Linked DNA regions of Homo sapiens: regions 1, 3 and 4 are each linked to region 2. A link is a loop called in an ENCODE intact Hi-C map of the cell type or tissue named here. Cell type or tissue: heart right ventricle. All regions are shown on one strand. Links, peaks and the distances in the headings refer to the core of each region. The heading gives the core; the rest is flanking DNA. Region 1 overlaps PLXNA4 (plexin A4). Region 2 has its middle 4.3 kb from the start of PLXNA4. Region 3 overlaps PLXNA4 (plexin A4). Region 4 overlaps PLXNA4 (plexin A4).

What was found. Peaks named below come from ENCODE experiments on the same cell type or tissue, not always from the same donor. Only the 100,000 strongest peaks of a DNase experiment are listed, where the experiment ranks them.
Region 1: it touches region 2 in a loop (2.5-fold over the local background); 39 of 110 quality-filtered maps call a loop at or near these places.
Region 3: a loop joins it to region 2, with 2.8 times the contacts of the local background. A loop is called at or near these places in 18 of 110 quality-filtered maps.
Region 4: it touches region 2 in a loop (4-fold over the local background); 44 of 110 quality-filtered maps call a loop at or near these places.

What each region holds. Positions count from the first base shown.
Region 1 is chr7:132,377,908-132,383,692 of GRCh38, reverse strand. The region is part of intron 3 of PLXNA4 (plexin A4); the gene reads left to right. Among named protein-coding and RNA genes, the nearest start is that of PLXNA4-AS1, 28 kb to the right of the region's middle. In heart right ventricle, for the core only: a CTCF peak has its summit at 3,451; a DNase peak (open chromatin) is centred at 3,378; H3K27ac peaks cover 1,307 bases.
Region 2 is chr7:132,577,884-132,583,668 of GRCh38, reverse strand. It overlaps a transcript of PLXNA4 not described here. Among named protein-coding and RNA genes, the nearest start is that of PLXNA4, 4.3 kb to the right of the region's middle. RefSeq lists a silencer at 2,697-2,866. In heart right ventricle, for the core only: CTCF peaks have their summits at 2,547 and 2,771 (motif pointing right); a DNase peak (open chromatin) is centred at 2,768.
Region 3 is chr7:132,513,560-132,519,344 of GRCh38, reverse strand. The region is part of intron 1 of PLXNA4 (plexin A4); the gene reads left to right. Among named protein-coding and RNA genes, the nearest start is that of PLXNA4, 60 kb to the left of the region's middle. In heart right ventricle, for the core only: no CTCF peak of the experiment used is centred there; a DNase peak (open chromatin) is centred at 2,720.
Region 4 is chr7:132,397,628-132,403,412 of GRCh38, reverse strand. The region is part of intron 3 of PLXNA4 (plexin A4); the gene reads left to right. Among named protein-coding and RNA genes, the nearest start is that of PLXNA4-AS1, 48 kb to the right of the region's middle. In heart right ventricle, for the core only: a CTCF peak has its summit at 2,425; a DNase peak (open chromatin) is centred at 2,697; H3K27ac peaks cover 229 bases.

The sequences.
Region 1 (5,785 bases), core at 1,992-4,491, 200 kb after region 2:
AAATTGGAATTGATATATACACTCATTTATAGGAGAATGGTTAGGTAGATTTGGTATATTTATGTAGTCATTGAAAACTTAGTTTATAAAGGCCAATCTTGTAACTGATTCTTGTGTGATAACATTCAGTGAAAAAGCATGAGACAATTAGAAAGCATGATACAATGAATAAAATAAAAACTGGAAAGAGAACCATCAAAATGCTAACAGTAGTTGTGCTTGGAAAATGGGATGAGGTGTGGTTTATTTATTGTTTTCTATTTATTTACATTTTTTCTTAATTTTCTTTAATGAGCATTTATTACTTTTACTTTGGAAAAAATAAATTTTGAAAAATAGAATCCCAGGGAATGCTTTAGGTAGCATTTAAGTCTGAGGGTGAAGATGCTTTGAAATATCCATGTCCAATCCTGGTGTGTGCAGCCAGCCAGCTAATTAACTCAGCAGTGAGGGGGTCTTTTCTCGAGGGGGTCTTTTTTCAAGTGGGCTGTATGGTTTGCTTGGTGGCTTGGCCATCTCACAACACATGCCATGAGTGGGCTTCAGAGAGAGGGAGCATGGATGGAGGGATCAATATGAGCCTTTCCCCACTGCTGGGATAAACCTGACTGCCAACAGGAATGTATTAAGGGTTTCCTACAAAGGATGCACCCTGCTTTGAACTAAAGATGATACAGAAGAAGTACAAAGGAAAATCGTTGCCCATAAGAACTTGTATTCCTATATAAGGATAAGACACTAAGACATAGACACGCAAAAAAGTTCATGAACATAATATATAACTACATTTGTGTATGCATATACTTGTGTGTGTTTATATATGTATATATAAATATACACATGCACACCCACACATATATATGCACTCACATACACATACTGCAAATACTCTCTCAAATATATTGGTAGCTCAGACAATATATAATTGTGCAATGCAAAATAAGCACTTGTTATACTGTGTTAGTAGCATTGTCTTTGAATACAAAGGGCAGCGTATCATTGCTGATCATTTTGATAGCGATAACAATTATTGCAGACCATGCCAGTGCCAGTACTCTCTGTTATTAACGAGCTGATGATGTAGCAGCCATTTGCAAAATACTACACATGACAATTTAAAAATCTTGATCCTTTCACTAAAATTGACTGTGCATGCTTAGGGTGAAAGGCTGGTGGAGGTTTGAGGTCCCTGCCACGGGGACCTCATATTTGGATCTCACTTGAATCCCTCCGGGCGAGCTTGAACAGCCATCCTCATTTTACCATGGCAGAAACTGAGACTTCAGTAGGCTGCATGACAGCCTGAAGGCAGCAGCAGCAGGGGCTGTGATTTTTGTGTCTACACTGCACCCCTCAGCTGGTCAAATATTATCCAAGCAGGCAAGGCAAACAACCATGAAGGGCTCATGCTGGAGCCTGGAATGCGTCTTTCTGACTCCTGCAATTGGCTGTGCTCTTAACCCTCTTCCTGCTTCCTCTTCTCTGGGCTTCAGGGAAAGAAGGAGACCTCCTCAGCCTGTGTGCTTTGTCCAAGAGGACAAATGCAGGTGACCTATTAGAAAGCACATCTAGTGGTCTACCCTATACTCAGCCCAGAAAAGTCCCCAGCTTTCTTTTCTCCCCTCTCCCTTGTATTTTATCATGCCCTGTGGCTTTTTCTGTGTTTTCCCCCCTCCTCTCTCTCAAAGCAAGCAAACAGGAGTGTGAATAATTGATTGAGAGAAACTGGAATGACTAACAGTTCTGGTGGGAATCGTCTCTCACATCAGGAAGCCTGCGGGGGTGCACAGATGACGACCAGACGCCTCTGGCTCCTGCCCTGGAGGGATTGTGGGCTGCAGGGGATGCCCACCAAGCCCTGTGGCACCTGGCTTTGTCTGGACCCTGCTCGGGGCTCCTGGCGCTCTCCATTAAAGCCTCAGCCCTGGGCAAAGGCTGCAGAATCTTGGAAAATCCTCTTTTCCAATCTGATTTGAATCACACCTGATATTCACTCCGCATTCATCCCAAATGTGTGAGTGTATGTGAAGTAGAACACGGGCTAGGGGTGTAAATTCTTTGCCTTATTAATATCCATGCCAGATGTTTCCAGACTGTGTTCCTTGCAACTGGAATGTCACTTGAAATTTAAATAGATGTTTTTAAATAAAAGATTATCTGGTCAAATTTAAGAAATACTACATAGCCTCCTCTTAGAGATGCACTACACACTTAAGTATATTAAAATACCTGAGAAGTCTAGCAGATTCTTCAGTTGCATTTGTTTTCTTCAAACTTATTTGGCCATTTGACATTTTGAATCACTTCTTTTTTATCTTATATCTTGTAGGACACTGTCTCAAGTGTACAATTTAGGAAAATATTGTTCTATGCACCTCTGCTCCCTACCTCATATCTAGAAGGGACAAGATCAGATTGCAGATGTGAGTTTGAGTCCTGTCTCTGCCTCACGCCAGCTGTGAGACCTTGCAGGAATCTCTGAGCCTCAGTTTCCCCATCTATAACAAGGATACAACCAAACCAACCAGTCCTCAATTTGCAAGTGCTACCTGTTGCCAGTAACAGTGCCCAGCAGAGTGCTTGGAATCCTGGAGATACTCCATAATCTTGTATTGAAACTGATTATAGTCCATGGTAGATAAAATTACCTTGTAGCTAAGCAGAACAGATTCAGATCCGTTTCAGAAACGTGAGTCTCTAGCTCAGGAGATTTCCACAACTGTCCTTAGTAACCTGATCTTATTCTCATGTTTAACCTTGGCAGTGGGAAGTTCTTCCTGGTATCCTGCCTAATTTACTGGAGTTGGCATTAATGCCATTTCCCCCTAAGGCGTGGCTCTTGGACCAGTATCACCTGAGAATTTGATAGACATAGACCCAGAGTTACTGAGGCAGGTGCTCTGTTTTGGGGACCAGCAATCGGTGCTTTAGCAAGTTCTTTGGGTGATAGGGTTTGGAAACTACTGCTCTAAAGCATCATCTGTTTTGACTTTGCCATGCACAATCTGAACTCACTCCCGTGAGGCCCTGCTCCTGATACTTTAAATCGTCCTGTCTCTTTTTCTGCCTCTCTGTGGAGGACTGCTGTCTGTTTTCTGGGTTCCTGGAATGTTGGCAAGTTTCTTTAAATCAGGATCATGAAATTCTTTGAGAATGGCAATCATCCATACTTTAGGAACACACCAGGAGATGAAGGGCCACATTATATTATCTTCTCCCTCGGTGCCTTGGTCCTTCTGTCTGGGCGGGTTCTCTGATTCCATCCATCTGCTTCCACAGCCATGTCAGGGACCAGGCAGGGTGAGCCAAGAGGGCCACAGTATTGCAGTGGAGGAAAAACAGTCTCCCTGGGGGAGAAGTGTTGGGTAAATATGCCTCCTTGTTATCACCACCAGGGCCTGGTGCTGCCCTTTGCACACGATCACAATGCTGCAAATTCCACAGGCTGCTCTCTACAGGGAGTTGAGCAATGGATAACAACTGTTGGGAGGGTTAGTTCTTTGGTATTTTGATTCATTAAAAAAGTTATCTGTAGTTCCCGGAAGCCCCAAGGGGAGGGGCTGCTGCTACTCCTGGAATCCCATATGGGGCCAGTTTCAGCATCTCAAGCAATTCTCAAGCCATAAATAAGCCAACACTGATATAAAATGTGGTGAGCCCTGCCTCTGTTATATTAAGCCACTGTTATATTATGAGGTACAGGGGCAGTGAGGGGTGACGGTGGTGGCAAGTCCAAGAACATATGAAGCCCAAGAACATACCTTTGACTAGTAAAGGCCAGACCATAATTAAATAACTGGTCCCTACTGCAAAAGCCTTGAAATCTGGAGACAGTGTGTACACCAAAAAGGGTAATAGTTTGGATGTTATCTTTCATTGTTTTTGAAATTTGCAGAGTGACTGTGAAGAGCTATAGTGTGAGATTCGGGAATCCTGGGTTTTAAGATTGGCTCTTCCCTGGTGGTTTGCAACCTTGAACAAGATTATTTCTTCATTCTTTTACTCTTTCCTTCAACATTTGACTGATGTTGATGATGCTCTTGCCACTATGCTGGTTGCTCAGAGTACATTATAATCAAAGAGTAGAAGCACAGCCCTGTTCTTAAGTAGCCCACAGTCTGAGGAGGAAGGTATTTGTAAATAGATCACAATACAGAGAACAAAGGCTTCCATGGAGGAATGCAAGGTCCATGGGGATCTGTAAGGCAGAGCCTCAGATGCTTTGGAGAAAGGAATGCTTCTCAGACAAGGCTTTGACATGCTGCCTCCATTTCTTTCCCTCCTCCAGGGGTTTTGTAAAAGCCAGGTCATATCAACCTAGTCCTGGTTCTCCCTTGCGTGGTAGGCTCCCACATGAGGAGGGACATGAGACACTGCCTGGTGTAATCACCCTTTGGATGCTAATGTACCCATTCCCATAGTACACAGCCACCCTTGCCCACACACAACAACCCAGCCACTTGTCCTGCCTCCACTTGAATATCTCCAATCATGGGGAATTTTGTATGAAATGTTATGGCATCTGTTATAAATAAAAGATCTGGCCGAGCACGGTTGCTCATGCCTGTAATCCCAGCACTTTGGGAGGCTGAGGTGGACGGATCATCTGAAGTCAGGAGTTCGAGACCAGTTTGGCCAACATGGTGAAACCCCATCTCCATAAAAAATATAAAAATTAGCTGGGTGTGGTAGTGTGCACCTATAATCCCAGCTACTCAGGAGGCTGAGGCAGGAGAATGCTTGAGCCTGGGAGGCGGAGGTTGTAGTGAGCCAAGATCGCGCCATTGCACTCCAGCCTGGGCAACAAAGAGTGAGACTCCATTTCAAAAAAAAAAAAAAAAAAAAGATCCAGTGCCCATTTCAGAATTGTCTTGGCTGTCACTGGTTTGAAGTAGACTAAATCTCAACTAGCAGAACCTCCTGATACCATTGAGTGAAATTTCAAATCTTAGCAGCTCAAAGAATATCAGAGGTGGGAGGGACTTTTCAATAATCATTATCATTCTCATTCTCTTTCTTTGAACCTCATTTTGCGCAGGAGAGATCACAGACCTAGGTGAAATGACAGGAGGAAGTTAATCATCTGCCATGCCTGCTATCCATGAAACTTCTTGGAATGTCTGGTAGTTTTTAGGGAATAAGGAGCTCATAAGAACACCTCAGGGATGGGCACAATCCTCAGAACTATGACATGCTAGGGGAGAGGTGACAACCCAGGACACAGCCTGCTTTAGGCCTTTCTAATCTCTAGGGATTGTTGCCTAGTAGAGAACTTTGGCATCAACCAATGACTCAAGAAATAATCACCCAGGACATACCATGTGCCAGCCATGTGCCAGGGGTGGTGAGAAGCTGGAGCTCTGAGTTAAATACTCCTACTCTTTTCTCTAAAGCACGTGTTAAGTTTTCAACGGGAAGAATCACTATTTCCACGACTTGAGAACACTAGACCTCTGGCCCACAGAGCAACAATCACCTCTGCAGCATGAAACACCAAGCTGCCACAGCTAGTGCTCCCTTCCAGGTACCGTCATGACTCTTGAGAATAACATATGTGTTTCTCACAGAAACAAGATAATTGGGGAATAGCATAGATGGTTTCACCAGGAGAGTGTGATGGTTGGGTGGGGTGGGTGATGGAACTTCTAGGGTGCTCTTCCTACCCTCACTTCCAATATTTGGGGGAACAGTGCTATGTCAGCAGAAGTTGGAGGATTGCTCCTGAAAGCCCTATCCATTGCCTCTCCCATACCACAGTTTCAGCTCGCGGCCTCCAGTAGAACGT
Region 2 (5,785 bases), core at 1,224-3,723:
AGAGAGGTCACCTTGGGCCTAAGCACTGTCCTCAGAATCCCTAAGGCAACTGTCTGCGGCTCTTTCTCTGCTTTGCATAGGCACTCCTGTCCCTTCATTCTTCTTCTTTGCCTCTTTCTTCCCTTCTTCTCTCGTCCTAATCCTTGTATATGCCTTGGCCCTGCTGATAGCTTGCAGGCTCCACTGAGCTCTCTGGAAGCTGCTGAGGGCACAGGAGAGAAGGTGATGCGAGAAGTCCTCAAGGAGAATGGTGTGGAGGGAAAGTGGACGATCAGCTTTCAATCACATCTCGCTTCTAGTCTCTTTTTACTCTACCTGCCATCTATAGGAAGCATCCTTGGGCCTCCCTCCTGCCCTGTGGTGTAGCACGGGTTAGGATCAGATGTAGGGAACACTTTCAGCACCACTGGGCCTGGTGCTTGGTGGGTGCAAGGACTCACCCTGGAGCCCCATTCAACCTCACCTCCAAAAGGCTCTCTGGCAGAGGCAGGTGCCAGACAGCTCGTGAAAGTGAACAGGACTCGGCACAACTTTCTGCCTCTCTCTTGAATGTCTCTGATGGCCAATACTCTGGAACTGAACTGACGATGGCCCATCTTAAGTGAGTGCTGGATTTCAGTATTCTGTTTGTGGATGCTTTCAAGCCTCTTCATTGGGTTTTCTCATTTCTGTGTAACACACTGAGATGTACTAAGAGGTTTAACCCCGGAGCTCTGAAGGGAGTGACTGGCAGGACATCTATTGGTGCCCAGTCCTGCCCAGTATGAGACTATCATGCATCAAGCATGCCCCACTTTGTCCTTCTTATTCTACAGCCAAGTGGGCTCAAATAATAAGCTTAAGAGGTTAATGAGGTCAAGGTCAGAGGAATGATATCTTCCCTGCAAATCACTGTGTTTATTATCTGCTACTGCATAACAAATCTCTGGCATAAAACCATATCTTATCTCTGCTCCATGATGTCTGGGACCTCAGTTGGAAACTTCTGAAGGCTGAAATCATCTGAAGGCTTAACTGGGGCTGGAGGATGGGCTCCTAGGGTGGCTCACTCATGGGGCTGGCAAGCTGGCACTGGTTGTTGGTGGGTAGCTCAGTTTCTCAACACATGGCAGGTCCAAGGGACTAAAGAGACCAAGCTGGGAGCTAAAATGTCTTTTTTTGACCTAGCCTTGGACACTGTCACTTCATGGTCACTTAAGTCAGCTCTGATTCAGCATGGGAGCAGACTGTATGAGGGCATGAATACCTCTGGTTGAGAGTCACTGGGGCCATTTTGGAGGCTGGCAACCACAGTCACTTAGAACAGCTTACACTCAGACCACCTGGCAACCATCTTGTAAATGTGTTACCAGGCAAGAGCATTCAACCCATCAGCACGAATCCATCTTCATCACAAGGAAAACAACTTGAGGCCTTTTCTGTTATGTGCACCCCAGTCAGAGGGGCCAAGTGACTCATTTAAACTACTTAGCCAGTGTACTAGGCAGTGCCAAGAGAGAGGTGCCATGTGGGAGACGTGAATTGTATCCAGTCCTTGTAATGCAGGCATACTACGGGACCTTGTGCCTCCCAGGACTTAACCCCAAGAAGGGTTACACTGAGGTATTTCTCCTTTCTTGTTGTAGCAAGACATGGCTCTGGCCAGATCTGGGACTCTCTTCTTTCTGGCCAATGGAGTTAAGTCACACCCCCTCCCTCCCTCCATCTCCCCTTACCTCACAATATCCTCTAACTTCTGGTTTCTGCGGTTAAAAAGACAAGTTTTGTTTGTTTGTTTGTTTGTTGTTTTTGTTAGTTGAAAGAGAAGGAAGCATTCTGGAGAGGGGGCAGTGGATGAAAGGGTCTGGGGAGGAAGGGGAGTAAGACTTGGACCATGGGAGGCATGGGAGTTATTTTGGTGCCCAGAGGATCAAGATCCACAGTGTGTGTGTGTGTGTGTAGGAGGAGAGGGGTGTCCTCCCCACCTAAACACCAACCCCCCGGTGTGGCTTGGAAAGCCATGGCACGGCAGCAGAGCTTGCCATGTCCAGCAGTGCAGCCGGGTGGAGGTGCCCTTGCAGAGGGCAACCACAGAGCTGGCAATGCAGAGATGTCCTTCCATCAAATGGCTCATGGGCAGTGGATTTCCAAGAGGGTACTTGTGGTGAATGAAATGGTCAGACTTGTTCCTAAGCACACCCACCAGTGGCGGTCTCTGACATAATGGGAGGAGACAGGGAGGGGTTTTTCAGTGGTGGCCAAAGTTTTATCTGAGCAGAAAAGGCTGGGAGTTGAAATTCGGATGTTAATATCTCTGTGCTGATTTGCACCCACATGCTAGGGAAGCCTGGAACAGTTGGGTCTACTGAGAATACCCAGCCACCAAGTTCAACTTACTAGTAGGCCCTGTGGTGACACAAGGATGTTCCTCCCCTCATCTTCCTTGAAAGGCAGTCACTTCTCCTTTCTGTTTTACTGTTCCATGGTCCAGTCTTGAAGACAGAACCCTTGGCTTAGAGGTCCACTTAGTCCCTTAGGAGACAGATGGAAGAATAAGTTAGTTTGAATGGACTGAGAATCTTGAGAGCTGCTGCCCATCCCTCGAAATGGCAGCATTCAAGGAGGATGCAGATTAAAGGCTGCTGGAGTGTGCTGTGGACATGTGGTGACACATGCAGAAAGCAGGGGCCAGAGGGCACCCTGGCCTCACCTGTGTCACTGCGGAAGGCTCCTCTTGCCTCCTCTGCTGAGCTGTGGGATACTGATGATATTCCTGCTGTCCTGCAGGTGGCGCCACAATTTAGGTTTTTAAGCTGCTGACTGCCTGCCTGTGGTTTTTCTATCCAGTGCAAGGTACAAGACCCAGCCATGGGGGCAGCTCTTGGGGGAAAGAAAATGTCTCTCTAGCACCACCAGGCTCTGGTGATTTATTTAACGAGCAAATCTGGCTTTTATCAACTTAAATAGCAGCACTGTTCCTAGGCTAATAAAATGGTGGTAGCTAAGTGAGGGGAAACTTAAGAGTTTCTTCTCCTCTTTCCTATTAAACTGGTCCTTTTATTCAGCTGTGGGAGATGAACCAATACTTTTTCTGTCTAAACCCAGCAATAAACCCCAACCCAAGTCCCACAGACATAGCTTCTTTAGAAAACAGGACTCTCTGAAGCAATGTGCCATTTAGCTTCTCCCTCTTGTGGCCATGGGTCCAGACAATGACATAACCAGTTTCACGACCAGGCAAGAGGTAGAGGGAGTGACTCACAGAGCCATTGTCAGTAGGGGACACCTAGATGGTCCTACTTGTGTCTCCCTTAGCCCTCACCAAGGGAGAGGGGGTAGAGGAGGTGTGAGAGCCAGAAGATCTTGTACCTAATGCAGAAACACATTTTGAACTGTGGTAAGATGCTGCTTTTGCCTGTGTATTTATTCTTGGGGTGGGGACAAGATAGCAGAAGGCCTACCCTCATTGTATCATTCTATTTGAAAAAAATAAAAAGATACATTCATCTGGAAAGCGACTCTAATTCCCTACATGTGTTTTGTACCTACCTTAGAGTTTCAAAGCACATTAATAAGATGGTATGTCCTTTGAATGTCATTGCAACTCTAAGGGGCGAATGTGTCAGGTGAGAGATGAGGTATCATTGAGAGGACGTGACCCGCTCCAAATTGTAAAGCTGGCCAATGACAGAGCCAGGAGTAGGACATGTGTTTTCTAACTTCCAATGTAGAGGCCCTACTCATCCCACCCCATTCCATTCTCCTAACTTAAGGGAGTCAATCCAATGGGTCATCACTGAAAAAAAAAAATCCTCTACTGCAGCTAATTTGACCCTTTCTACTCCTCCTTCCGATAATATGATAACTGCCCCCTTTGGTATGCCTTTTACCGTGTTATTCAGTGGAAGGCAACCGGGGAAAGGCAATTTGAGATATGGCCCCTGGCCCCATTAACAACGGGAGAGCTCGCTGGGCCCCTCACCTGCCCGTGGCTGGTCCAGCTTTTTGCTGTGTGTCTTCCCTGTCATTTGGCTCTGTTATTACTCTTCAGGCACCACATGGCATTCATTTCTTTGAATGAAAATAAATGACACCACACACTAGGCAGGAGATAAAGAATAATAAACACATTTTATTTGCCACCTCTGGAAAAAAAAAAAAAAAAAGGTCTTTGACTTCCCGTCCATCCATCAGGAAATGGGCCTGGAACTCAAGCCATATTCACACACACACGCACACACACACACACACGCACACACACACAAATACAACCGATATGAGGAGGAAAAAGACAATCAGATTGTATTAAAAATACATGCTAGAATGACTGAGAATTGAGACAGAGTTGTTTTCTCACCTTCCCCCCTTCCTTTCAGCATTTTATGACATACCCTGAAAGCTGAGTGGCCAACAGAAGTTTGAAAGGAGTCTCCCCCGCGCCTTTAATTGAACGATATTCCTTAAGTAACCCATTAGGGACTTTCATGGGGCTATCCGGGCTGTCACTTCTGGAAATGGGCCGTGATGGACCCATGCAGCAATTTTAAAAGGGACACCTAGAAGCAGTGTCAGGATCAGGTGATGCAAACCTTACATGGACCTTGGGGTGACAGGGCCTCCTTGGATTTTGTATCCTCAGTGCCCGGCTGGCCTTGTGCTAATCCCAGTCTTGCAGAGAGAGGCATTTGGCCCTGGGCTTCCTCCACCCTGGAAGGATGTTCAAGAGGCAGTAGCATTGAGTGATTTTGTTATGTGTGTCTCTGGACTTCTGAAACTAACCTGATATTGTGTGCTTTATCTAGAGTCTGGGATTCAGGGTTTCTGGGAAGAGTGGAGTCAGATCAATGTATTCATGTAAGCTTAATAAGATAACTCCTTGCTGCTTTCTGGGCCATGCAAGACTCAGCAGAGAACCAGAGACTAAAAGGGCTCCACGCTGTCTCCTGGAATATCCTTTAACCAAAGAATCAAACATGTGGTTTCCTCCTCATTCTGGCTTGGTTCATCTTCTCATTGGTGAGAGCAAAGTTTCAGCAGGGTCCTCTCTGGGTGGGCCAAGCCTGACCTATATGTGCCGCTCACCTTGGGGCTTGTTTAAGCTGTCATCTCACAGCTCCTTTCAAAGGCTCCCCAATTCACACAACTTCGATTTCTGTGAGAATATAACCCCTATAGGGAGGTATAGGCATTTAAGCCATTATCAGTCATGTCCACCTAATAAGGAGGCTCTGAGATGTTTCGATGGGAGGGACAGTAATGGGCGGGAGTTTCTGGGTGTGAGGACAGTGAAAACTAAAGAAGGGACAGGAGAGAGGAGGCCAAGAGCCATGGGCTCCTTTAGAGGGTCGTCCTTGCTGGTTGCCTATCCCAGGGAATGCTTACTGGACTCTGCTGAAGGTGCCACTTCCCTCAGACTATGGTGGGAGCGGGTATGAGGATGAGGGTGGCATGCACAGAGTTGAGTTAACAGGTGTGGGAATCCCTTCGGTTTCTCTTGGTGGGTGGGCCCATTCCTAGGGGGATCTAGGCAGAGGTTTGGGAGGTAGTGCCACCCACTCCCCATCTTCACTGCCTAAACCAGAGCTACATGGTGATTTCTTTCTTTGGGCTTCAGAAACCACCCTGATGTTGGCATGGTCTGTTCTGGATGTAGTCTAGGATCTAGGGTTTCAGAGAAGAGAGGAGCCAGGAGAGCCGCTCAGTATAAACATGAATGGAAAAGTCAGGTTACCAAGCCAGCTCTGGGGCACTGGCCACTCATGTTCTCTCGTGCGGGCCTTGTGCCCTCAGTGTCCTCGGCCTCCTT
Region 3 (5,785 bases), core at 1,323-3,822, 64 kb after region 2:
TTGGGTCCCCTTTGAAGACCAGGAGCCAGTACCCCTGGACAGACCCTGGATAGAGTGTTCCTCATGGACTGGGTAGGAGACAGTGGCCACATAGGTGCCAGCCTGTGCCATTTTGCAGAGCAGGTCTTGACACCAACTCCAGCTGGGGCATCTGACTCCAAATTCCTGGCTGGCCTGTTTCTTTAAGTGAGATGCTGGAAAGAAGTTTAGGATTCTATCCTCCCCAAGCCAGGATCCTATTGAGAGTGCTGTGTTTTTAAAGCCTTGCTGCCACACTTGGAGTAAAGAAAGCCATTGCCTAGTGACTGTCCCAAGGCACAGTGCCTGGAATCTCAAGGCGATCTCCACGTGGTAATGGAGAGTTTCACATGGGGCTGCCTGGGCCTCGGCTGGAGCTCCTGCTCGACTCTACTGGGAACGGCAGACTTGGCCAGGGAGACGTGGTTTTGTACCCTGAGGGAACACCCTCCAGGCCAAGGACAAGGAGGCCTGGGGGAGGGAAAGGAAGGAGGGCGTGGAAACCATGTATAAACATCTCAGAGGTCCGGCTGGGACATGATCTCTGAATGGAGAGGCTCACAGGCTCAGCCTCCTGCAGAGGCTTCTTCCAGGCTGGGTCCAAAGGCTCTGTCCATGGTAATCACTTCTCCTCATCCCCTTTTAATAAACTAGGAAGTAAGGATGAAGGGAGCCCCGCGTAGCTGAGCTTGGTGCTGGATTTCCCTGGGACCGGGCTGGTTGCCTGGTGGCGCCAAGACTCTACATCAGTGCCTGGCCCTCCATCGCTCCCTCTTCCCCATCTTTTATACTTTTCTCCAGCCCTCCCACCAGTCATCAATTTCACAGTTCCCATCTCTCAGAAGAGAAGCAGAGGCAGAGGGAAGCACACCGGAAGGAGGGCTCCCATGGCCCCTGCTGGACTGCTGCTTTCTGGACTAAGGCTGTGTTGTGGCTGAGCTGACCCCACCAGGCCCCACCCACACTGAGACTGCCCAAAGCCAGCAGTGACCTTCTCTTGGGAAGACAGTTGCTTTGACTTGACTTTTCCCCCTAGTGGTAGTGATGGGTTTTGCTGTGTCAACCCTACCCTCTGGCTCTTTCCTTTGATGAATGTGACACTCATTTCTGAGATAGCTAGCAACAAGGGGCAAGGGGACAGTGAAGGCCGGGACGAATGGAGCTGCAGTGAGGTGGCCAAGTACATGGGGTCAGTTGTCTGTCATGGGCCCCAGACTGTAGCGAGCTGCATGATTGGGCCCTAGATGGGTGTAAATAGAATTCTCCAGGGAAAGTTGTAAAATAATTCATGGCTCCCACTTCTAGAAACCAAGAGTTTAAAGTAAAAAAAATACAGACATGAAAAAATACTGACCTTACTGAAGACGCTATGTTGAATGCACGGATTACAAATTGGAGTAGAAATCTACAAATAGCATGTGTCCATTTTGTTTGCATGGATCAATAAGTGTTTGAAGTTTCTTAGATGAAATGGAAATGAGGCCTGTTGCTGCTCCCCAACTCCCTCACTGCCCTCAGCTGCACACACACTTACCTCCCTGAGCCCCAAACTTGGAAATGGCCATTGAGCAGGAAGATTTCTCTATCCTGTATATGTTAGCTTGGCCATCTCCTCTATCTCTGGGCTTACCCACTTGCAATCTGGCTTTGGAAACAAGGGAGGGGGCTGCTGACATCTAAAGAGAACTCTTCCTAGGGCCAGAGCCTGATGCACCACAAAGAACAGAGGCCTGGAGCCCCCCAGCATTACGTTTGAATCCCAGCTCTGAGATGCAGTGAGCTTGCTGTGTTTCTGCCTGTGAGTTAGGGTGAGGTTAACTGTTGTCACACACAAATCCACAGTTTCAGTATTATCACAGTAAAGGTTTCTTTCTTGTCTGATGTTCCTGGTGGGTGCACGAATCTTTCATCTTGAGGCTCCACCATCCTATAGGGCCTCAGGGTCCTCTTTATCCAGCTGGGTGGTGAAAGAAACCGTAGAGAAAACACACTTATTTCTTCCCTGCTTTGGCATGGAAATGTCACCATGACCTTGCTATTCACACAGTCACACCTGGATACCATGTGGAAATGGAGAGGCTGGGAAATGTCATCCATCGCTGATGGCCACCTCTCACTGACTTCATACCAGCAGCCTCACGCATAGGGAAGCGCATGTTATTTGTGAAAAGTTAGCTTCCTCTTCCCAATCCACCTGCACAATTGAGATTAAATGACCTGTTGTACAGTGTTGTAGGAAGTTCTGGGTTTCTAATAGAGGCTGGGAAGGGGAGGATCTGCAGAGCTTGCCAGTGGGACAGCTAGAGGGGCCTCTAGAAGACCCTCAGCCCCTGGAGAGCAGGGACACTGGTTTTGTTTGTTTGTTTGTTTGAGGTAGAGTCTTGCTCTGTCACCCAGGTTGGAGTGCAGTGGCACAATCTCGGCTCACCGCTGCAACCTCTGCCTCCTGAGCTCAAGTGATTCTCCTGCCTCAGCCTCCCGAGTAGCTGGGACTACAGGCATGTGCCACCATGCCCAGCTAATTGTTTTTTAGTAGAGACAGGGTTTCACTATATTGGCTAGGCTGGTCTCAAACTCCTGACCTCAAGTGATCCACCTGCCTCGGCCTTCCAAAGTGCTAGGATTACAGGCATGAGTCACCACTCCTGGCAGGGACACTGTTTTTTGCTCTGGAATGTATCTATCCTTTGCACCCAGCCCAGAACTCATCATGTGGTATGTGCTCCATCAATAGTCGTTGGCTGAATACAGGAGTGCATGCTGACTTCTAGCAACTGGCATCTCCTGCATTGTGGCTGTTTTCTGTTGTTGTCTGTTTTCCATGCTGCAATTTTATTTTCAGGCTCAGCTTCTTCTGTTCAACCAGGTCCATACTGATTTCCTTTGCTGCATAGGATGGTGGTTCTCAAAGTCCAATTTGCTAACACAAGACAGCTTTTTATGATATTCCAGCTGGTGGACCGGTTGGTCTCCATGTAAATCATATACGAAAGACGTAGTTTCTCTGATGCATTTGAACTCATGTCCTAATAAAAATTAAAAAAGAGCTTTACCTTTAAATACAAATAAATAAATAAATAAATAAATAAATAAATAAATAAATAAAAGGACAAAATGGAGTATTTTAAGTATTTATAAACCCTGGTTTAGAACAGGGTACAACCAGTTTTTTAGGTTGGTCCCTGTTTGAATTGACTGGCTCAAAGATTTACTTGAAGCACCAAGATTTACTTTGTACTTCAGCTGTACATGATACCCACTGCCATCTCATATACTCTGCTATGGAGCATTCATTCATTCATTCATTCACGTGTTTCCAAACATCTATTATACACCTACTGTGTTTCAGGCTCTGAGCTTGGAACTGGAGAAAAGAGGGGCAATATATAATCCTTGTCCTCAAGGAGCTCATATTTTTATGCTAGGAGACAGCATCAATGGACAAATATAACAGAGTTTGTAAAATGTGAGACTCTGGTGGCACTGGTTCCTGCACTAATATATAGTAGGGGCATCTTAGACCAGTGGCTTGATCAGAGAAGGTTTCATTTGAACAATGAGTCTAACTCAGGGCCCGGAAGCATGAATTGGTGAAGACTTCCCAAGAGCTCTGCTGGTGCAGCTCCTAAGGCAAATGCTCAGCAGATAGGGAAGTGTTGTGTTTGATTCTGAAAGTTGGTACATACACGTGCACACACGTTCGAACATCACCTGGGATTGTGCCTCGCTATCTGTAAAACCATAGTTTATCTCTGTGGGCAGTGGAAGGCACAGATCTGTTTGGCTTGCTCACTTGATCCCATGGAAAAATAGTGTATTAGAGAGGTTGTGGTGGGAGACACTGTACTCTTTGGGATTTTTCTGTGTATAGGTTAGGATCCTTACATCAGCAAGTGCCAGAAAACCGAACCCAAACTGGCTTCTGCAAAAGGGGAAAAATTTTTTTTGACTTGCGTAACCGGAAAGTACAGGCATAGAGCTGGCTTCAGTGGACACAATTGAGACATTTATAGGATGTCGCCAGGCCTGGGACCCAGTACTCTCTATCCTTTGGCTTAGTTCTGCTCTTCTCAGTACTTTGGCTTCATTCTTCCAGGCTCCTGTCCCCTGCTCTCACCCCTGTGATTACAAGATGGCACTAGCGGTTCTTAGGCCCTTGCCTCTCCAAGGTTACATCTGGTGGAAGAGCTAGAACTTTCTCCCCTAGTATCCCTATCCAAAGCCTGTTGCTTGTCGGAGACCTGATTTAACCAGTTTCTCATTCCTGATCCAATCACTATGCCCTCCCGACCCCCGTTCTGTGCTGAGTGGCTCAGGCTTTGAACCAGAGGTGGAGTCAATTCCAGCAGAAGTGTTTGGGCAAAGGCACAGATGCCCAGAGGATAAATGAATGACAGCAAAAACAACAGGTATGCACCGTCTCTGAAAGTGTGTTTCAAATTTTTTTGACCATGACTATATTAGTTGGGCTTCTTCAAAGAAAACAGAACCAAGAGGATGTGTGTGTGTGTGTGTGTGTGTGTGCATAGAGACACAGAGATTGATTTAAGGAATTGGCTCACACAATTTTGGAGGCACCAAGTTCAAAACCTGTAGGGTAGGCTTGTAGATGGGAGACTTAGAGAAGAGCCAATATTGTACCCAAGTCCAAAGGCCATCTGCTGGTGGAGTTCCCTCTTGCTCAGAGGAGGCCAGTCTTTTGTTCTATTCATGACCTTCAACTGATTACATGAGGCCCACCCACATTATAGAGGGCAGTCTGCTTTACTCAAAGCAGACTGATTTAAATGTTAATCTTATCCCAAGACACCCTCCCAGAAACTTCCAGAATAATGTTTGACCAACTATCTGGGCACCGTGGCCCAGCCAAGTTGACAAATAAAATTAACCATCCCAGGGACCCAGTTACATCACACATATTTACATCACATTCAATATGTAGTTTGCTATATAGTGGGTAAAACAAAAGTCTCACCGGCCAGGCACAGTGGCTCATGCCTGTAATCCCAGCACTTTGGGAGGCCGAGGCGGGCGGATCATGAGGTCAGGAGATCGAGACCATCCTGGCTAACATGGTGAAACCCCGTCTCTACTAAAAATACAAAAAATTAGCCAAGCATGGTGGCGGGCGCCTGTAGTCCTAGCTACTGGGGAGGCTGAGGTAGGAGAATGGCATGAACCCAGGAGGCAGAGCTTGCAGTGAGCTGAGATCACACCACTGCACTCTAGCCTGGGCAACAGAGTGAGACTCTGTCTCAAAAAAAAAAAAAGTCTCACCAAACAGTGCTTATCTTTTCTATGTGACATACTAGTATTTTCCCTTCTATTTTATTTCATTAAGAAGAGTACCTGGCCAGGTACAGTGGCTCATGCCCATAATCCCAGCACTTTGGGAGGCTGAGGCAGGCAGATCACTTGAAGTCAGGACTTCAAGACTAGCCTGACCCAACATGGTGAAACCCCATCTCTACTAAAAGTACAAAAATTAGCCAGGCATGGTGGTGGGCACCTGTAATCCTAGCTACTTGGGAGGCTGAGGCAGGAGAATCACTTGAACCCCTGGGAGGTGGAAGTTGCAGTGAGCCTAGATTGTGCCACTGCACTCTAGCCTGGGTGACAGATGGTGACTCCATCTCAAAAACAAAACAAAACAAAACAAAACAAAAACTAAAACAAAAAACACCTGTGACTCACCTAATTCATGGTGTGTTGTGACGTGAATTTTGAAATGCCATCTTAGGGCACATTTTCTGAGAATCCTATTACC
Region 4 (5,785 bases), core at 1,244-3,743, 180 kb after region 2:
TCACGCTGCCAGCTCCTCCCCTGAGTAGGGGAAATCTTAAAAGCCTCTCTCCCTTGCCTGACTTCTCTTTTTCAACTTTCACATTTGGATGAAAATGGGACACTGGCATTCTTTAGAGAGAACATGATTGAGTGCTGGCTCCTGAGGGGGCAGTGCATTGCCAGCATCCATGCCCTTCCCTGCTGCTTTTGTGGACCAGGCATAGCAGGCGTCAGGGCCTCTGAGTCTGGGGCCGGGACCTGGGCTCTGTGTAGTGGGAGAGATCATCTTCTCTCATCTTCCTGCTCCAAGCACTGCCTCCTGGGATGTTGGCATGGAAGTGGCTGCCCAGCCTGCCCTCTCTGGCTCTGAACCACACAGAGAGCCAAGGCAATGCAGCTGGCCAAGAAGAGATGCTTGAGGTTAGCTGTGGGGGAAGAGAGATCCAGTTATTACGCATTTGCATGGTGGCGGTGCGTCAGCTGAGTGTTTTGTGTTTTGTTAATGAGCTCTTCAACACTAGCTCTCTGGATTGGGGGTCAATGGGTGGGCGTGCTCAGCACAAGAAATGAAACAACTGGGTCAAGGACACGCAGTTTCTGTCCATGCTGGAGGTGGCGTTCCCAGCCAGACCTGTCTCATGCAAAGTGATGGTGCTGTGGTAATAATGTAGGAGGTGTTTCTCCTGATCCTCGGATGCCTCCTTGTTAAACCTGATTGATCCGATGGACTGAGCGGCTCGGGAGCAGCCTGTCCTTTGCTCTGCATACCCTGTGATGGCAGTGGCCAGTGCTACAAGGTGAGAAAGCAGGCTTTGAGAGGGGAGCTGTGTTTTTGGCAGGGGGTATTTCCTGCAATAAGATGATTAGCCAGCTGCCCCTCCCATAGTGGCAGCCTGCAGCAGCACACTGCCCCTCTCCCCTGTGTGTATGTTGGACTAATTAATAACAGGAAAAGGCAAAGAGATGTTCTCCAAGGCATTTAGAACTTGGACTTGAGTATCTTAAAGCTCTTTCTCCACCTTTACAATGGAGCCCCTGTGCCTCGCTAGGGTGGCTTCCTCATGTTAGGTGAGTGCCCCAAGTTACTTTTTATAGCTTTCTGTCTCCCCGCCTACCGTCAGGGTGTCTGGCACCTGTCACTTCTCACTGTTGTCACTGATCCTGTCTGATGCAGCTCTCCTGCTGCCACTTAATTTGTTCTTTTTAATTTGCTACGGGCTTGGAAACAGATACTCAAGCTTATTAGACTTGTGTATAAAATAAGAATAAAGAGGTGTTGCATGATTACTCTAGGGACCTGCTGAGTCAAGTGCATTCGCTTTGGTATGTAGGCTTGAGATTTCCATTTTACCCTTTCCCGGGTCATTTCTGGTATTTTCTAGCACCTGGCTGGGCTCTCGACTGGGGAATCTAAGGCCAGCTGAAGTGCAGTCAGGCAAAGTGACATGAACCATGACAAGGACTGCTTACTTTTATACCCATCGATACTATATTCTGAAGCCTCTCCAGCCTCCCCCTCTTTTGCTTATCTGAGAGATGCCAAGTGCCTTCTGGGGAATTGGCTTTTTGCTGAAAATTGCTCTTGGCAATTTGCAGGGACTTAGAGCTGGTTCAGGTGTTTGAAAGATCCACTCGTCTAAGCACAGGGATAGAGCCAGTTTATTATGAAAAGTTTTATCCATCTTCACTCCTCAGCTGTCCCCAAGTTCAGTTCTTCCCCTCCTCCCCAGTATGGCCACACAATCTCTGAGCCCTTCTTTATTGGCTTAGAGGGCCCTTTCCCGTCCTCTGAATTCTCCACTTATGCCCCGTCCTGATTAAGTTCCACTTCACCATGAAGTCTTCCCTCATCCTACCGGACTTCCTCTAACCTTATGCGTCTGTTCAGCAGTTCACTGATTTGCTCCACAAGTATTCATGAAGCTTTTGGTACTGTATCACATGCTGATTGTTTCTGGATTTCATGTGTGTGTCTCACCTTCCCAACCTTCATGAGCAAAGGTTCTCAGCCTGGGCTTCACATTAGAACCACCTAGGGAGCTTTTAAAACTCTGATGCTCAGGCTGCAACCTAGTCCCATTAAATCAGACACTGGAAGCGCATTTTTTTAACTTTGCCTTTTGAGATAATCGTGAATTTGCATGCAATTGCAATAAATTGTACAGAGGGGTTCCTGTACCCTTCACTCAGTTCTCCCCTCCACGTGGCATCATTTTGCATAACTATAGTACAATATCACAAATGGAAAATTGACTGGTACAACCCACCAAGCTTATCCATTCAGATTTCACCAGTTTTTTGCATTGGCGAGTGTGTATTTAGTCTTGTGCAATTTTATCACATGTGTAGATATGTGCCAGCCAAAGGTCTCTCCCTTTTTCACAGGCCCTAGAGACCTGATCTGAGATCGTGCATGTCAGGTCGCTGGAGTCCTCTTCTGGCCTGCTTGCACAGATAGCTATTTGCAGGGCTCGGGAATGAAATTGAAAATAGACCAAACAATGTGACAGTTTTCTCCTGCTATTTTTTCTTCCACGAACAGAATGTTCAGCATTATTTTTTTCTCTTTGTGCAATATTGCAAGTGAGAAATAATCTGATTGGAATGCTGGCTTATGCTGTTTATGAGCCTGCAGTCTCCCACAAGCTGTGCGCAGGGAGCTTTCCCGAGGAGGACATCTAGGGACTTGCAAGATGAAAGGTTTGGGGAGTAGCTGTGGCCACACCCAAAACGCTGGTGAGGCTAGGAAGTAAATGCGTGGTATGCATACGGATGGTACCCCTGGAGGCTTCTCTTTCCTGGGAGTGTTCTCATGTGTTTTGCCTGAAAACTATCAAGGAGTGGCCTGGCCCATTCACACAGGGCCTGGGAAAGAAGGGTGAGCGTGTCTGAGGCTGGGGTACATTATGTCACAGATTTTGTCTGCTGAATAGCTGGGAGGAGAGACGAGCACCTTGAACTACCTGCTTGATTTTGTCAAACATATGGAATTTGAGGCCTAAGATGGACTGGCTGTAGAGAACACAAGAGTCTGGGTGACAGGTAGGAGACAGGACAAAAGGATACTCTTCTGCATCCTCCTAGGGACTCCTTCCTAATCTCAACAGAGAGGACAGGAAAATATAATTGTCAGTGTCACATGGGAACTTAGAGAAAGTGGAGTCCTTTACTTCCTGGGAGACCTTAATCTGAGGATGTTAATTCCTTTTTTTAAGAAACACGTATGGATCATTCACTCTGTGCCTGGTATGAAGCTTGGTTCTGGGGCACAAAGGTAACAAATACACAGACAGACTAGGTAGGCATTTGTCTGTTTAGATGTGGATGAATTTTATTTTATTTTTTCTCCGGGGGTAGGAGGTGGACTGGCGTGGGGTAAGGGAGGAAGTTGATTATTTTGATTTATTCCAACTTACAAATGCCCAGAAGATGTAGGTATGGGACCATCTGATCACAAAGGTCACATTCCTCCCCTTTCATGCCCATGAAAGTATTCTAGATCTCGATTGGATTGTTAGTTACACAGGTGAAGGCATTTGTCAAAAACTCATCAAAGTGTGCACTGAAGATCTGCACATTTCATTGCGTGTACATCTTACCTTAAAAAAATCACACTCCAAACAGAAATGGAAAAGAAGCAGTGAAGCCCCAGTTAAGAGCAGTCTACTTTCATCAGGAATAAAACCTGATTTTGAAATTTCATCCTAACAACATTTTCAGATGCCAGAACCCACTACATTGAATATACCTGTGGCCCTGCAGCTCTGCCCTCCAAAGCACAGATGTGTGACCTTCAGCAAACTCACTGTAGCCCTGCCCAGGTGTGCCTGCTTCTGCTTCTGGAACACTCTTCCCAGACTGCACTAGGACCAGTGTGGTCCCGCCTCCCCCATGAAGCCTCTCTTGATTTCTCCAGTCAGCCGAAGTGATCTTTCCTTTTTTTGTTTCACCTGCATTGACTGCCTTAATATAACGTGACTCTTATTATTCAGAGTCTTTCATTCACATTTACTAAATAAGCCAGCACATATAAAGAGCGTGGAACAGTGCTTGGCACAAAATAAATGCTGAAGAAGTGATCATGACTATTTTTGTTGTTGCTATGTTTTATGCTTATGATCAGTCCCTCTAAGGCCTGTGTCTTTGACTGACATACAAGCTGATATGTCTTGCAGGGACTGGGTTGTGTCCCTTTGGTGACCAGTGTGATGCTGAGCCCTTGCGCCCATTTGAATCCATTTGAATCTGCAGAACTGTGTGTAAATACTCCAGGCAAACTTGAAGCCCGTGGGTGTAATAGAGACGTGACTGAGGGAAATTCTAGCAGGGACCTCTGTACTTTAATGCAGCACCAATCAGATGGCATGGGATGGGAGGGGATGCCCAGGATTCTAAAACCCTTATCCAGCCCTGTGGTTGAGAGGCCTTGAGAAAAACCTGGTGCCAGGGCCAGCTGAGGAGTGGAGGTGGCAGCCACAAAGGCCATCTTTGTGGACAGCCTTTAGAATCTCCTGTGGGTGTCCTGAGGTGGGGTAATAAGATGCCACTTGATGACAACAGCCCTCCCTTTCAAAGTGACACTTGGCAAAGGGGCATCATGACAATGACACCTGCTCATCAGCCCTGTCCACCTCGAGCTGGCGAGGGCTGGGCCACTGTGCTCATTAGGTCGGCATCTGTCCCCACCAGCCTGCCGGCAGCTGATGCTCATTAATCCTGGAGCCCTGAGCCTATTGGGCCGAAAGAGGCTGAGCTTTTAGAGCCATTTATGGCAATGGCCTCAGTGAGTGCTGCTAGATTGATTTATAATTGGGCTGAGGGGCCTCCCTGCGTCCCTGGAGCCCAGGCTCTTAAACTGGGCCAGCCCAGGAGGGTGGTTTTGGCTCACTGGCTTCATGAAAAGGAGAAACGCAGAGCTGGGGTTCCCGTCAGACCGGGCATGGACGGCATCTCCACAGAGCTGACTCCCGCACACCCAGGGCCCTCCTGGCTTGGCTGCCTTGGATGTGTGGTTCCTTGTTGCGACACGAATAGAACCTGTGATAGTGAGGACATGGGCTATTCAGGAGAGCGGGACACTCAGCAGGGTCTTCCTGGCAGGCTTTGGGATCAGTCCTCTGAAGTCACAACAGTTTCACAGGAGAATATCAATAATGAAAATGGCAGGTTATATTTATTTTCTGCTTAGCATTGATCCAAAGGTTTCAAATGGATCATCTCATTCCATGAAGCAAGAACTATTATCAGGCGTCTATGGCAGATAAGGAAACTGAGACACCAAGGGTTCCATAACTTGCTCAGGGACACACCATGCTAGAGGCACAGCGTGGCTTTGGACTAGGTGGCTTAGCTTGGGGCTTTGGTGCCTTTGCTTTCTACTGCTCCAGGCATGGGACTTGGCATTCCCAGCCTAAGCAGTGGGTCTGATGGGTTGTCAGAGATCCTGGGAGCCTCCATAGTGAGATGGCAAAGCCTGGGGTGATGGAAGAGAAGGTGACTGGCAGTCAGGAGACTGGAATTCCAATTTCCTTCCGGTTGCTAAGCAGCTGTGTGACTTTAGGTATATCACCTTTCTCCCCTGTGCCCTTCGTCAAATAGGCATACTGTCCTTAGCTATTGCTTTTAAATAAGGATATCAACCTGAAATACATATTAAAACACTGAGAAAATAATTAATAATGATGACCATGATGGCCTTTGGCCCAGTAGGAAGGCCCCCAGCATAGGTCAAGAGCTTGAAGGAGAGCATCATATTTCAGGTGGTAGAGACAGTGGGCATTTGACAGTCTAGGAGCTGCTTCATC